2 separate regions of the Mus musculus genome follow, and region 1 is linked to region 2. Evidence: chromatin loops called from intact Hi-C (ENCODE). Cell type or tissue: heart. All regions are shown on one strand. Each heading gives the region's core, and the rest is flanking DNA. Links, peaks and the distances in the headings are about the cores only.

Region 1 (7,804 bases), core at 2,717-5,216, 780 kb before region 2:
ACCACCAAACTCCCTGAAACTTAGCATTGTATGATCGTCCTCTGTTCTGCATGGGCCACGCATGGAAAGCAAACCGGACCTATTAATTATCCTAGGAAGCACCAGGGAAGTGTGGCCCAAAGGAGCACCCTGCAGGCCGCTCTCTACAGCCTTGAGTTAGGAGGGGGTCTTGAAGGTGTTTTCAGCTCTCGATTAATTTTTAAAACCTTTTTAAATTAATTAACATTAAAAATTAAAAGCAAAGATGCTGCCAGTTGGGTCCAGTAGAAGCAACATGTTATCAAGACATTTGACTGCAGGACCCAGGGTCACCTGCCTGAGCCACCTTACTCAGTACCTGTGACACACCCAGAGGGCCAATGGAGCTCCACAAAAACACCTGCCAGCTTACACCAGCTCTGTAAGCATGGGCGTCTGAGGCCACTGTGCTCGCTTGGCAAGTCTAAGATGAATGACCCGGCGCAGTGAGACGGGGCAAGTTGAGGCCCTGCTGTATGTGCACACACTGGCTACTTCCCCAGCTGCTGAAAGAAGGTACTCCGAATGGGACACACTGCACTGGACTTCCGTTCTCCTGGGAGACAAGGGGCAGAGTACAGAAAAGAACAGCGTCTGGGAGATGAGAGAAGCTGGGTGGTCTGAAGGGTTTCGCCATGTGTGGCCTGAGATCAGGCCCTGCACATGGCTGTCCTGATCCAGAGTGAAGTCACCTAGGCCCGCATCTCCAGGAACTGCGTTGCGAGTGATGAGTGCTGAGGCCCTCGTTGGCATCTAGGTGCCCTCTGAGGCCAAGGCCTACGGGAGTCTGCTCACTCCCATCCCTTCCCCACAGAGCTGACTCGGTCTGCACGGGCTGCCACAGACTCAGTGACCTGACCATGCACAGGTGTTCTGAAAGCTTACATCCAAGGTCAGGTGTCATCCAGGACACCATGGACAATGGCAGGCCATCCCTTAAGCCAATGACTCACAAACTACCCAAGGTTGGGACCATTAATACAGTGACCCTTGAATACAGTCCCTCCTGTTGTGGCGACCCCCAATCCACAAAAGTATTTCCTTGCTACTTCATAACTGTAATTTTGCTACTGTTATGAATGATACCATAAATATCTGAGATGCAGGATATCTGATATGTAACCCCTGTGAAAGGCTTGTTTGGCCATCCCCCAAGGGGTTGCGACCCACAGGTTGGGAATATCACTGCCTCAAACTAGAGAGCATTTTGTCCTCACTATGCATCACAGTGAGAGTGGGGACACTCACCTTACTCTGCCAGTTTTGCTCTGGAAAGGAGGTCTCACTATGCTGCCCAAGCTCCCCTCAAACTCCAAAACTCAAAGGTTCCTCCTGCCTCAGCCCCTCCAGTGCTAACACCACAGTCACCAGCCAACCAGCCCCATCTTTATGACCTAATCCCTAAAACTTCCCCTCTACCCAGCATGGGGAGTGTCACAACCCAGTCCAGAGTCTCAGTTGACAGTCACCATCCATCTCTTCTCTAGGACTAAGGAATAAGAAAGGAGGGAATATGTTCTCCAAGGTGCCTTCTCTGTAGAACCCTGCCATTCAAAACTCATCAGAAACACTAGCATCTACTTCTACCAGCCTGGCAAGTACACCAGTGGGAACCCCAGCTCCTTCTGCACCCACCCGGACCAACAAGCATTGCCTGGAGTCCATCAGAGACACAATTCTAGGTGTCTCATATCTGCTGGGCACAATTCAGCCTGGAAGGAGGTCTCCGGGACTCAGCACATGGATCCTGAAGGCCCAGAGGGCTCTGGTCTGAGCCACAGACCCTCTCCAAGGACTCCAAGAAGTTTAACCTCCTGCGCTTGCCTAGCTCCTCCCACCCAGGTGTAAGCATGTATCAGCTGAGAACACAGAGGAACACAGGAAAGGGTCTGCAGCCCCAGGTGTCCTGGCTGGCACCCTGACCTTGGAGTTGTCTAGTCACCTCAGGCAGAGTTGGATTCTCAGCATTCATGGCCAGCTTGCCATGTCACTAACGTGAAATCAGATTAAGACAGTGACCCCTGAAAGTATGATGTCCCCTCAGGACTGCAGTATTCCACTGTGTGCCCAAGCACTGTCCAACCACTTTGGAGACCACTACCAGGTGAGGAGGGGTGCCCACCCTCGATGTACAACTGTACTTAGCAGTACACCACCAACCCCGTGGTTCTCCACCGTATTTCTACAGTCCACTCTGGCTGCTGCTGACTTACCAAAAAAATGAGTGTTTGCAAACCAAACAAACGTATACACTTTCCTTAATTTTCAAAGATGACTAAACTTTTCATAAATGGCTTTTCCCGCTTCATATTACTACCAACAGCTAATTCCGTTGGGTTCTTTCAGCTACACACACTCGGGCACATCCACACGGAACAATATGAACACACATCTTTAGGGATGGATGTCACAGACTCCGGGCAGTGGGGACAGCACTCTGTTTGCATGTCTCACTCCCTCCATCTACTGGTGGCTGATGAGAATGAGTCAACCAAAAACCTGGCTTCAATTTAAAACAATTGGCAAGATCACATGACCCACCCGTACCTGGGAATCTACCCAAAGGCCTAAGCACACCGCAGGGACACCTGCTCGTTCATGCTGCTCGTTCATGCCTACCGCATCGCTGTTCACTGCAGCCCAGCGTCTGGCAGCAGATGAACGGGTGAAATGTGGTACATACACACACAGGAGTTTTATTTAGCCATAAAGAGAAAATAAAGTATGTGTTGGCAAGAAAACCGACAGAGCCAGAGACTGTCATAATAAGTAAAGTAAGCCAGACCCAGACAGACAAATACTGTCTTTTCTCTGTCACACGCAGAACACGGGTGTTATACACACCACACCACACCTCCACACACGCCATGAAAGTGGGAGGGGAGCTACTTGGAAGGAGCAGGTACAGGAGTGGGGAAGATGGGAGCAGACAAAAGATGGAGAAGACAGTGAGAGAGAATGATACACTTGATGCGATTATAAACACATGCTTTGAACAAATAGAAAATATGAAAACCAGCAGCACCAACAAATGTCCACAGCATCGCTTCGGTCACAAATAAAGAAATGAGTGATTCAAAGCCAGGTCAGAACAGGAGCAGACAACAGTGACCACTGGGGGAAGGCGGGACCTGGACCTCACTCCCTTCCTGGACGGACAACCTCTGCATCCTGGACAGGGGTTCTATCAGCATTTCTAGTGGGCGGGGACATCCTCCCAAGATACCTGCTCTTCTGCAGTCAGTGGGGAACCGGGGCCATGCAGAAATTAGTGCTGTAACCACGCAGGCTCCCTTACAAGCCTTTTGTTCCCCCTCCAAGTCTTCCTGCTTTCTGGAGACATCTGAGCTATCTCATCTGGGTCCTCCTTCCTGTCAGCTGACCTGGGTCCTGACTCCACCCACTGCTCCCCAATGGGGGAAATGACCCCTCCACTCAGGAGCTTATAATCATGTTTCTATCTTTTATAAAGAACTAGCAGGTTGGCTTAGTGGTTCACACCTTTAAGCCCAGAACTCAGGAGGCAGAAGCAGGGGCATGAGTTAGTTCAAGGCTAGCCTGGTGGGGGTTGGGGGACGACGACACTCTGCCTCAAAAATAAATAAATAAAATGAAAAAGAACTAGCAGCTCACAATGCACTAATCACTCTCTCAATTCTTTCAAACAGAAAAAGAAAAAAAAAAAGGTTAAATCTCATGGAACCCTGGACAGGAAATAATCCCAGAGGTTAGCTGTAGGAAGAGCAGAGAGAAGAGACCAAGATATCATTTAAGATATCAGAACAGAAGACCTGAAAGTCATTTCTATTCTTGGGAAAGAAAGGAAGATCACAGAAAGAGATCACCTATGGTGTGTATGTATGAAACAACTGATCCCCTTCCTGCTAAGTATACATCCGCAATGCAAAGTCTGGCATGGCCAGCAGGGGGCAGTATAGGCGAGCAAGAAGCTAAGTCTAAGATCCCACTATCCACTTAGATTACTCACTTCCTTCCCTTCCTGCTGCTTCAATCGCCTTGTTTGCTGAGCATGAGTCTACAATTACCGCAGAACAAAAAATTTAACCTATGTGTACTCTTAAAATTCCCCTAAGAATGTGCCTCATCTCTTTTTTTATACTACCTGAATAAACAAGTCTGAAAGCCTAAAAGCCAAAAATTCACAGTATATGCACTTAAATGTATGTCTGTTTGCATGGTGATGATGTGTTTATGCTACAGTCAGCAAACACAGCTTGCTTAATGAGGCAAAAATCTTTGTCAGTTTTATAAAGCAAAGTTCATGAGAAATATTTAATATGTAAATAAAGCAGTAAAATGTGATCGAAAAACAAAAACAAACAAACAAACAATAACACACCTCACTAATACCACTACAACTCATCGTAAGACTTTAAGCCATTGTTTATTAAGTTAGACTCTCAGGCCTGTGGAGGTCATCAGCAGCCCACCTCTGAGAAGAGTGGATTATCCCACCCATTTCAATGACTCCCTTCACCACAAACCCAGAGGGGTCAGGAAAAGCTGGCTGTGTGCATTCCAGCATGCAAGCCTGCAAAAGTTCTGCCATCCACTGCAGGGTGAGGCACTCAGCTAGCATGCAGGACTGAAGCTGTAGCCCATAGCTTGCCAGCCACCTCAGAGCTGGGCAGGTAAACAAGGGGCTAACAGCTAGAGATGGCTGACTCTAGATGCTCAGTGACCCTCAAAGATAAAAAAGCGGCTGACTCCCACTCCACTGTTCAAAGCCCCTTTCCTCTGACCACAACTGACAGCAGTCAGAAGACAAAACTGCCTCTCTAGGGCTCGGAAGCCTCTGCCCACCCTGTGTCTATTCCCAATTGTCTTCAGCCTGGTGAGGGAAGGCGCTGCCTCCCCAGCCATCACAGCCCCAAGCACCGTCAGGGCCAAGGCCAGGCTTCTGCTCCCACAGAGACCATGGCCACTCCTCCCAGGGAAAGGAGGCTTGGAAAGCCAAGGTAAAGAACTTCAGTAGAAGAGGAGCGGACGATGGACCACTGGGAAATACCAACTGCCGAGGGGCCAGCTATACTCTGGAGTGAGCCAGGAAAACACGCCGCCTACGAGCTGTCTCCACTGGAAGAGTCTTTAAACATCCCCTCAGCAACAAGTTTCCCCAGCACTGTGCAGCAGGGCACTGCAGTCTCTGCAGTCAGCCTGTGGCGGTGGGCTGGCATCTGTGGCAAGATGGATCTGTAGCTCAGGCTGGCAATCTCGAATTGAGATAGCCGTAAGAGGAAGTTAAAGCAAACACTGGTGACAACCTGTGGGCTAAAGGAAATGCAGAGACTGGCCAAACAAGAGAATTCCAGAGCCCCACATCAGTGAACATAGCTTCCTGGTGGTGTGGCCTTTGGAGGGTCTACAAAAATCCAATGACCATTTTGTACCTAGATCTTGCTATGCGGAGAGGCCATTGGTCAGAGACACCAGTGCCTCATCATGGAGAATGAAAGGAAGCCTGAGAGGGACTAAAGACCACACAGAGACAGGTATGAGGGGTGGAGCCCCAGTGTTCTCTTTTTCCAGGGCACCTTCCCTGAAGTTCTCATTAAACATCAGCAGAACTAAACTGTGCATAGAAAATTACTGTTCCTCCTCCATCAAATGGCTCTACTTCCATTCCTGAGACCCACAGGAAAGGAGTCACAGCAGCCAGACCTCATTCTACCCCACCCACCACACCCCAGCATGCTTCACAGAGACCCTCAAGCTGCTGGCTGCAGTAACAAACCCCAGCTACAAAGCTGCTCTTCGGTAAAATAGATTGTTACAGGGCCATTGTGGGAACTCTCTCCGAGGAGACACAGAGCATCGTCTTCAACCCCCTCTCCCTTACAGGGTACCAACAACAAAACCACACAGTAAGATTCCACTGTAGCCCAACGGGAACTAAGGGAAGCACGGGAGAGGGGTTATCTCCAGGAGCAGCTGCCACTAGGAAGCCTCGGCCCCAGCATGGATGACAGCTTCCCCATAGCTGTATAGGAGTCCTACTCGCAGTTAACATTCCACCGTCTACAGTACTTCACCCAGACCACGTGCAATTTAGCCAGAATTAACATATAACTGGCCAGTAAGTGCAAAAGAGTGTGACTGAGCTCAGCCGAGGGTCCAATGAGCCTCCCTACACCTCTCCTACTCTGAGGGAACGCCGCCTGTCAAGGAGTCATGGCTTGAGAGTCTCTCGCACGTAGCCACGGCTGTTCCCGTGACACCCACACTGTGCTCAGAGGACAGCGCTCCACGGCAAGGACTGAAAACAAAAGGGTGTGTTTCGCCCTTTCAAGAAGGCCTAGCACACAGCAGGCACTGCACAGGCTGAGCTCGGAATCTCAACCCCATACCTGTTATTTTGACTTGGCAGAAGCGCAACTCAAGGACAGCTGTGTCTCTGGCTGCCTTTCACTCACCAGCTGTCTGGAGCTCAAGCAAGGATCTTTCACCCTTCCACTGGATTCTCCTTTTCCACCCAGGAGGCTTTGCGAATATACAAAGCAGGCAGCAGGTTAGCAAGCTCGGTTAACAAGGGAGACAGAAGTGATTCTGTTACTGTCAGGTTTATATACAGGTAATGTGTTTTCTCTACTAATGGCTCAAAATTATTCATTTCAAGCCACTGGCTTTTCCAAGCAAGCAAGGATTTAGTGAGCCTTTCCAGTTTCGCCAGCACAAGGATCAACTACAGGCCGAGCGGGGCAAGTAAACGCAGCGTGGACCTCATGTCCGGGCCCTGGTTGTTCTGAATCCAGCTCGGGGATTTTCTCGAGCTGTCCACTCATGGGTATGCACAGTAAGTGAATGACAACAGGAGCCCAGAGAAAGCTGCTGATCCCCAGCCCACAACAGCTGAGACGGAATTCCCTGAAGGGATCCGAGGACCTCTCCCTAGGGCATGTGGTCTGATGAGAGAATGTGCCACACCTCCAAGTGGTCAGTTTGCTCACACATCAAAACTGCTTCGTACAGCGTCCTGGCCAGCCTCCTGCTCCCGGCACACATAGGAAGGGCTGTGAGGCCGGAGCTCAGGATAGGCTGCTTACAGCACAGAAACCTCAACCTGCACAGGCTTGGGACTCACAGACTGCAGAGTCCATCAGAGGTCAACATCAGCTGTGCCTTGCACTTGAGAAGCAGCAGTCCAGTCTGTCCTCCAGCCTCTCCATGAGGTTCCCAGTGTACAGGTCTCCTTGGCAACCTCACAGACCTCAGGCCTCACGGCTGGGCCTCCTACACACAGTAGGATTAATCTAGCCGACAAGAGGAAACAGGTTTCTGAGATTAAATGTCCAAAAGACAGCCAAAGAGCTCACCCAATGTGTCTAGAAGTGCTCTGGACTGATTCACACTCAGAGCTCAACAAAAATCCTTAGACTCCTATTTTCTCCCAAAGGGATTTCTCAGCTACCACTCCCCAGCCCCACCGCCAAGTCATCATCACTTAACCAGTCCATCACTGCCGTTCCGAACCTCCCTTGGTTCACACCCAGTCTAAGCTAGGGTTAACACTGCTGTGATGAGACACCAGGACCAAAAGCCCCTTGGGAGGAAAGGGTTTATTTGGCGCATAGTTCCATGTAACAGTTCTCCATGAGAAGCAGTGAGGACAGGAACTCACTCACACAGGGCAGGAACCTGCAGGCAGGAGCTGTCACAGGCACCATGGAGAGGTGCTACTTAGAGGTTTGCTCAGCCTGCTTTTTTATTGAACCCAGGGCCATCAATCAGCCCAGGGGTGGTTCCTCCCACACTGAGCTGGACCTTC
Region 2 (7,804 bases), core at 3,121-5,620:
CCATCGGACCCAGTTGTTCTATTCTGGGTACTTACCCAAGAGCAATAAAGCACATGTCTGTACAAAGGCCTGCGCTCAGCATTCACCCAGACTTCTCTATGAAACCCAAATTGAAATAAGTGAATATCCATCATCAGGGGAGTTTACAGAGGAGGGCTAGCTATGAGACAGAACATTCCTTGTCAGCGCAGAGGGAAAAACTACTAGCTGTGTGTGATAGAGATGCTTCTCAAATATTTATTGAGAATACACCAAAAAAAAAAAGGCCACTGAGAGTTATCGGGTCCCCAGTAACCAAAGAAGATTACGTTACAGAGTAAAACAGAAAACAGAGGGGAGTGGCCATGGCCACTCCCTCATCCTAAGCCACACCCCAACCACCTGAAGCCATCTCATTAGGCCCCGCCTCCTGAAGCTGCTTCCCTGCGTTGCTGCGAGGGGGACCAAGCTTCCATCCCAGCAGTCCAGGGCATGGGTGAAAGGATTACCTCATGGGAGGTTTTGCAACAAAATGTCACGTGGGATTACAAAATATCCATGGGTTTTCTTTGTATCAGAACGCTTATCAGCTACAAGTATTTGGAACATTCTGGGTAACACTACGATTAAATCAGTTCCCAGTGAAGCAGGCTTCTCTCCTCATCATGAAGGACTGTGTCACCTGCTAATGGTTACATGGCCCCCTGGCCTGGGGTGGGGAAGGGGTTGGAGGGCGGCCACTGGAAGTCTACCCAGGAGGGCAGACTTATTTCGCACGATGCGTTAAAATCGTATAAATGATTTGTGTGTGAGACAGAAAGATAGAGAATACATAGGAACATCAGAGGACGACTTGCCCGGGTTGATTCTGTCCCGCTAGCACATGGGACAGAACTCTGGTCATTAAGCCTGGTAGCAGGTACCTTTACCTGATGAGCCACCATCCCTACCCCTACTGCTCTTACGGCCTCCTATGGCCTCAGCCTTCTGTGTTATGTACAGAAAGGGTAAGCTAAACAAATAAGATGCTGAGTCCAGAAAAAACTCAAAAAAATCCGTTCATAGGGTCATACCTCCTGCCCCACACCAAGCTTCTGTCTGCGTCTAACGTGTTTCTATGCCTGGCTTCCTTCCTTCGGCTGGCACATGGCTCCCTACATAGTGAGTGCTGGACCCATCTGAGTGGGCTGGGTAGGCTTCATTGAGACTGCCATCCCGTCCTCCATGTCTCTGGACCTTTGCTGCTCAGGAGCCGACTCAGCACCTGCAGATGTAGGAAATCGGGTCACCTTCCAACCACCAATGGACCACCGTTCAAGTGAACAGTGTCTGGCTCATCTCCACGGTGAAGGCACAGCCTGCTGTCCTACCTGATGCTGGCCAGGCTCAAAACCCAGGCAACTAGGGGCCTTCCCTCCTACTTATGCATCGACTTCTACCAGCTAGACAACACTGGCTCTCAGCAGGCAGCAAGTGGGGTCCTAGCCTTCTGGCCACTTATTTGTCTAATAGTGATAGATACACAGCAACTGTAGCACAAGACCAGAAGGCTTTGTGAGCACATCAGATGGCAAACAAATGAACAGGTTCCTGGTTCCTGAAGGAGAGCATGGGGAAGGGGGCGTCCCTTCCCAGTCACTCAGCTGTAGTGTATTTTACATTACTCGGTACTAGTGTCATCTATAGGTCTGTTGGGAGCGTCTGTTTAGAAATGTAGCTTGAATAGTTGCTTGTCTGGACTCTTTAGTTTGTTCATTCCGCGGACATCAGATGATGCACGCTCTGTGTACCTAGTACCTCAGTCAGCACAAGTGATTCACTGAGCCATGTGCACAACAGAGCCCCAAAGCAGGCTGCCTTAGTCAGTGTTCTGTTGCTGGGAAGAGACGCCACGACTAAGGCAACTCTTATAAAGGAAAACTTTTAGTTGGGGCTGGCTTACAGTTCAGAGGTTTAGTCCATTATCATCATGGCAGGAAGCATGGCAGCATGCAGGCAGACGTGTGCTGGAGAGGAGATGAGAGTCCTACATCTGGATTGGCAGGGAACAGTAAGAGGGAGTGACATTGGGCCTGGCTTGGGCATTGAAACCTCAGAACCTACCCCCCAGTGACGTACTTCCTTTAGCAAGGCCACACTTAACTCCAATAGTGTTGCACTCCCTATGAAGGTCATTTTCATTCACACCACCACACAGGCCTTAAAGAATTACCCCCTCACACTTCTACACACACACACATACACACACACACACACACAGAGAGAGAGAGACATACTTACACACAGAGTTCCAAACCACAGGGGCTCCCAAGAAGGAGGTGAGTGGGACTCTCTGCAAGCAAGGGCTGGGGGCTGCTTTACAGGTTGAATGTAGGGATGGCAGGGAGGGGGTGGGGACATTTGTGCTGGACTGCTAAGAAGGGGTAAGAGAGAGGCAAGTGTGTATCCCTTGGCAAGGAGCTGAGGAGCTATGCCACAGAGGGAGCCTTCGTGTCTGCTCTTACAGAGGAGGCCCACCTCCACATTAGAGACCTTACAAGAGGAACTGGAGAAAAAGGAAATTATCTCTAGTCCCTTAGTTGTGGGGTGGGGCGGGGGAGGGGAGCTGTGAGGATGACCAGTGAGGATGTCACTGCTGAGTGACACCAGGTTATTCCAGGTAGAGATGTGAAGTTTAACCAACTGTGCATGCATGCTACATAAATAAATGGAGAGTCTGCAGGAAACAGGATTTCTGGAGGCAGGGGCTGGGGTCTGAGTCAAAGACTTCATGAGACAGGCAGGTGGCTGGCTCATACCAAGATCATTAGGTCTTTGGGGACGTGGCTCAATTGGTAAAGTGCTCGCTGCAGAAATATGAGGACCAGAGTCCTTGGCACCCAGTGAAAGCTGGATGTGAGGGCACAGGCCTGGAACCCCAGGGCGGGGAGTGGGAGACAGCAGCATCCAGAGGCCTTGTAGCCTGCTGGTCCGGAAAACTGCAGAACTCCTTGCTAGCAACTGAGGAGGACACCCAGCTTCACCCCCTCTGGCTTCTCACATCGCACTCTGGGGGTCATAGACCTGCCCCATCTTTTCAAGTTACTCGCACATGTCTTTCACCTCTCCCTCTTATTGGAAAGAAGAGACATTGCATTCTTTGTTTATTTTTGTTTGTTTGTTTTTTGAGTCAGGGTTTCTCTGTGTAGCCCTGGCTGTCCTGGACCTCATTCTGTAGACCAGGCTGGCCTCGAACTCAGAAATCCTCCAGTCTCTGCCTCCCAAGTGTTGGGATCAAAGGCGTGTGCCGCCACTGCCCAGCTGAGACATTGCATTCTTAACTCAATTTGCTTTTCCATGTAACAAAGCAGTGCTTATCTCTAGCTCAACGGTCAAAAATAAAGGTAAGGAATTAACAGTAGCGTTTAACTCCAGCATGCCCATGGGAGAACTATGCCCTGTGATTTCACACCCTGATCTTGGTTAAACAAAGGGAAACCGGGGGAAATCAATAGAACGTCACTTTTTGTTTAATTGTGTGGAATTCTTTCACAGAAAGTTGACTGACGCCTTTGCATTTCGGGACAGTGCAGGATTTACGGCCATCCTCTGTGTTTCTCTGGTAGCTCCGCAGACTTCCCTTCTACTTTATGGGGTCTCTGGTGGTCTCAGATAGGGGACCTCTTTCTTTTCAGTCTTCCTTCTGTACTGTCAAGGCTGGCCTTCAGTGGGAAACAGAGGACACACATCAGGAACAACTAGAATATCAGAACAGTGACTTCAAAAGAAGGGTATTGTTTTTGTAGAGAGGCCATACAACACTGAGAATCAAAGGGCATCCTGTCGGAGGCCCACTCCTTCCTGGACCCTGGAAAGGGCACATCCTTTGGGAGCCGGGGTACTCATTTCCTTATTATTATTATTTTTATTTTTAATTTTAAGGACCATTATTTTAGTTGGGAGATCTGTTGTGCTGCTCAGAGGACTATGAATCCCGAACTCAGGCCATCCTCCTGTCTCAGCCTTCAAGCTCTGAGGCTATAGGCATGTAGAACTGTGGTCCGTTTCCTTTGGCTCTTAGGCTCACAAGTCGTTTCCTCTCCTGGGCTCACTGGCTTCCTCTGTAAAACCGTGGCACCCACAGGAGCCTTGTGAGAAAGTTGGTTATGCATAGGTACAGTCTGTCGGGCATGCAGGGTGGTGCCAGTGCACGGGGAGTGTGCTCACACTGACTGTGGTCTACACTGCATTGCTTGAGCACTGTGCATTTGAAATTCCCGCTTGCAATCCCTACAGGAGGCTCATGGCTTGTAAGCCAGGGCACTCTTCACCCTTAGTTACACTTATGTTGTGGGCTACGTGCTCCCTCTAGTGGCAGAACTGAGCAGCACCACAATCAAAACAGTTCCGCCTACTGGAGCCCCAGAGACATGGTTCACAGACTGCCACTTAGACATTCTAGAGAAGATGACAACACCTTAGAGAATGTCACGGTGAAGGAATTTGTTAGAACGGAGTCTCACGGGAGAAGATTTGAGGGTTTTACACTCCTGCATATATCTTAGACCTTAAAACTTCATTCGTTTTTTCCTTCCCTTTTTATTCTAATGACCCTTATCTTTGCAAGGGTATTATTCTCATCTTCCAACATGGATTTCTTACACTCTCCTGTGAGCTAGTTAAGCCTCATAGTCCTGTTAAAATACACGTCATTTATCTGATTCGTTCAGATATGTGGAAGTTGAGGACTGAATTAGAATTCACGGATTCATTAACTGTCTTCTAACCCCAAAGATATGGGAAGAATCTCTTTGCAAAGATTACAGGATTTAACATTAATGGGATTCAAATCTGTGGTTAAACTGAAATGAGAATCTTGCTTCGGGAGTGGATCGGGCAAGGGTGCTTCTATTTGAAGCTTCTAAAAATGTGATGGTAGCCCAGTCAGTGCCAAGAACTGTCAATTTAGGTTAAATGCTCCCTGTCACTGTGTGGGTGATGTGCGAGGAGATACAATATTAAGTTGATGTATTTAAAATGTTTCTCTTCTACATGGAGTGGGGGTGGGGAATGCATTCCTTTGAGCCACCATGAGACTATTCCCACATCTGCCAGTACAAACAACTGGGGATAAACAAACGAACCAACAAACACCCCCCCCCCCCCGCAAAATTGGGAAAGGGCTGGAGAGATGACCCAGTGGATTAGAGTGCTTACTGTTGTGTTTTGTTTTAATCTCACGTACCTAACCTGGCCATTGCTCCTGTTTCCTGAACCTCTCTTTCTCCCTTTCACTGATTGGCTAGTCCAGAAAGTGACGTGGAGCTCCCACCAATGGGATGAGATATCCCACCTTTGTCAGGGATAAAAGACTGAAGCCATCTTGGCCAAGGACTCTCGCTAGCCTGGTTTGGGTCATAGTGTGCTCCCCCTACCTGCTTTTTTAAACAAACAAGAAACGAGTTCACGGATTTGTTCCTGTGTTCCTGTGTCCCTGTGCTCCCTTGTGTGACACCGAGATTGTTTTTTGTTTGTTTCTAATGCTATGTGAGCATGTTTGAGCTCAGGATCGACACAAAAAGCTGGACGCGGTGTTGGCAAGACTCTGTAACCCCGAATTCTTACGGAGATGGGAGGCAGACAGGAGAGTTTGTAGGAAGCCCCTGAACCAACTAGCTGGAGTACACAGTGGTGTGCAGTGGCACAAACAGGAGAGGCCCTGCCTCAGACACAAGGTGGAAGGAGGGAATGGACCCCTAAAAGTGGGGTCAGTCCAACAACACAGATAGATTTACTGGAAAACTGTTGTGAGCTGAGGCAATGGCTCAGCCTAAGTAGATTGATTGTTGTGGAAGAAGGAAGGCCTGAATTTGGTACCCATGTTTGAAAAGCCAGGCATTTCAGCATACACTTGTAACCCCAGCCTTGGATAAAGCAGAGACAGATAAGGCTTACTGGCTGGCCAGCCTAACCTTATAGGCAGGTTCCAGGCCAGGGGGAGACCATTTCTACAAAGAAACAAAGTAGATAGTGTGGGAGGAACAACACTCAAATGTTCTACTCTATCCTCCCTCCGTGACTCATGCATTTGCTAACACAGGCATGCTCACCTGCACACAAACACATACCTGGGCCAGTGAGATGGCTGCGCTGGTAAAGGCAATGGCGGGCAAGCTTGATGATAAGGGTTCAAGCCCCACACCCATAGGGCAGAAGGAGAGAGCCAGCTCCTACAAGTTACCCTCAGATCTCCACACATGTGTCACGGCACATGCACAAGCATACATAACTGTAAGTAAAAACAACATTATTCCAAACTACCTGAGATCTGCACCTGAGCTTCATTAAAGACACCTGGTGGCAAATTAGGAGCCAGGAGCCAGGAAAGTCCTTAAATATTGTGACTTAAAATGTATTTTATTGGGGGTGGGGCAGGGTGGAGCGGGGCCGGGGGGTGGGATACATTTAATCTGGTGAACTCACAGGCCCCAAAGGCTACTTACTACTATTGTCCTGCCAAATGGACATAGTATCAAACTGCCCTTTAGCGGCACACCTCTGTGCCCTCAGATTCGTGCAGATCTCAATCCTCATCAGAGGCTCCTCTGTGCACCGGACAGTGGCCAATGCAGAAACTTACAGCCAGTAGGTCCACGAGAATGGGAATCAGTCGAGTGCTGAGCCACAGATGAGGCAGCTAGGTCATACCCCTTACCCTCGAGGCTCACAAAGCTTCTATAAAGATGGGGCAGAGATTTTGTAAGAGTCAGAAATAGATGACAACCAAAGCAAAACAGTATTTTCTGGACATGGCACGGCCGCTCACAAACTCACCGCGGTGATGACTACCCGTGGTGGTTTTCTGGCCCAGTGATGGGGGAGCAGGGGCAATTGTTCTGCCCCTGTGCAGCCAGATCTGTTGGGGTGAGAAGCTGGCAGTCTGATTCCGTGTTCTGATCGTGCTTGCACCTCAGTTTGTTCTCTCTGAGTGTGCTCACGTGTGTCTCTGGGTGGTGACGTTGGAAGCCAGATACCCTTTAATCCCAAATCAGTGAATACCGTGGATCTCAGCTTTTCATTAGGAAAATGTTAAATGTGTCTATATCCATGGGACCCAAAGAACAGAGCCAAGACATGACCTACTGACAACAGGCCCATGAGCTTCAGAGCCTGGCTTACTTGTTGTTCTTCTCCTCACCACCAGGGGGCAGGTCTCCCAACCAGATGAAAATCTGTGTCTCTGTGTGGATTTGAGCTTCCGGCTTCCTCACAAGGAATCATTGAGGTGCTGACGTTTATTCTGACGTTTCATTTCAAACCAAAACGCATACCTAGAAACTGAAATCTTACAGAACAACCAGGCATTATAGAGGCTGTCATCCCATGTATTCATTCCCTTAGCCGTGCAGTATGTGTGTGTGCGTGATGGCCAGATCCTGGCACTGCGTCCACATCAATGCATGTAGATGTTGCTTTGGTTTATAGGAGCCCTTCTATGAGGGCGTGATAAGTCAGGGATGGGGGCTGGTTGACTGTAGACAGTACTAGCTGCAGTTTAGCCAAAGGACTTAGCAAAACAGCACTTTAGAAAGTGGATTATCATCTTCCAGACTTCAAGAAAAGCAGACAGCATGTCACACAAAGTCCTGTACCTGGTCCAGCAGACCCTGCTCATTCAGATGGCCTCATCTGCTCTCCACTAGCCTGCAGCGACTCACCCTCATCTGCTCCTTGCTGTTACCTGAAGCCTTTAGCATTTCCTCATCTGTCTTCTGGACTTTGCTTGTGGAACTGTCACATGAAGCTACTCAGACCCTATCTGAACCTTCCCTCTTACTCTCATAGA

The links. Hi-C counts contacts between places; a loop is a spot of excess contacts. Peaks named below come from ENCODE experiments on the same cell type or tissue, not always from the same donor. Only the 100,000 strongest peaks of a DNase experiment are listed, where the experiment ranks them.
Region 1: it touches region 2 in a loop (3-fold over the local background); 14 of 42 quality-filtered maps call a loop at or near these places.

Annotation. Positions count from the first base shown.
Region 1 is chr1:89,520,739-89,528,542 of GRCm38, reverse strand. The region is part of intron 1 of Agap1 (ArfGAP with GTPase domain, ankyrin repeat and PH domain 1); the gene reads right to left. Among named protein-coding and RNA genes, the nearest start is that of Gm41914, 56 kb to the left of the region's middle. In heart, for the core only: a CTCF peak has its summit at 3,934 (motif pointing right); DNase peaks (open chromatin) are centred at 3,285 and 3,942; H3K27ac peaks cover 698 bases.
Region 2 is chr1:88,741,942-88,749,745 of GRCm38, reverse strand. No RefSeq gene overlaps it. Among named protein-coding and RNA genes, the nearest start is that of Platr5, 9.0 kb to the left of the region's middle. In heart, for the core only: a CTCF peak has its summit at 4,336 (motif pointing left); a DNase peak (open chromatin) is centred at 4,295.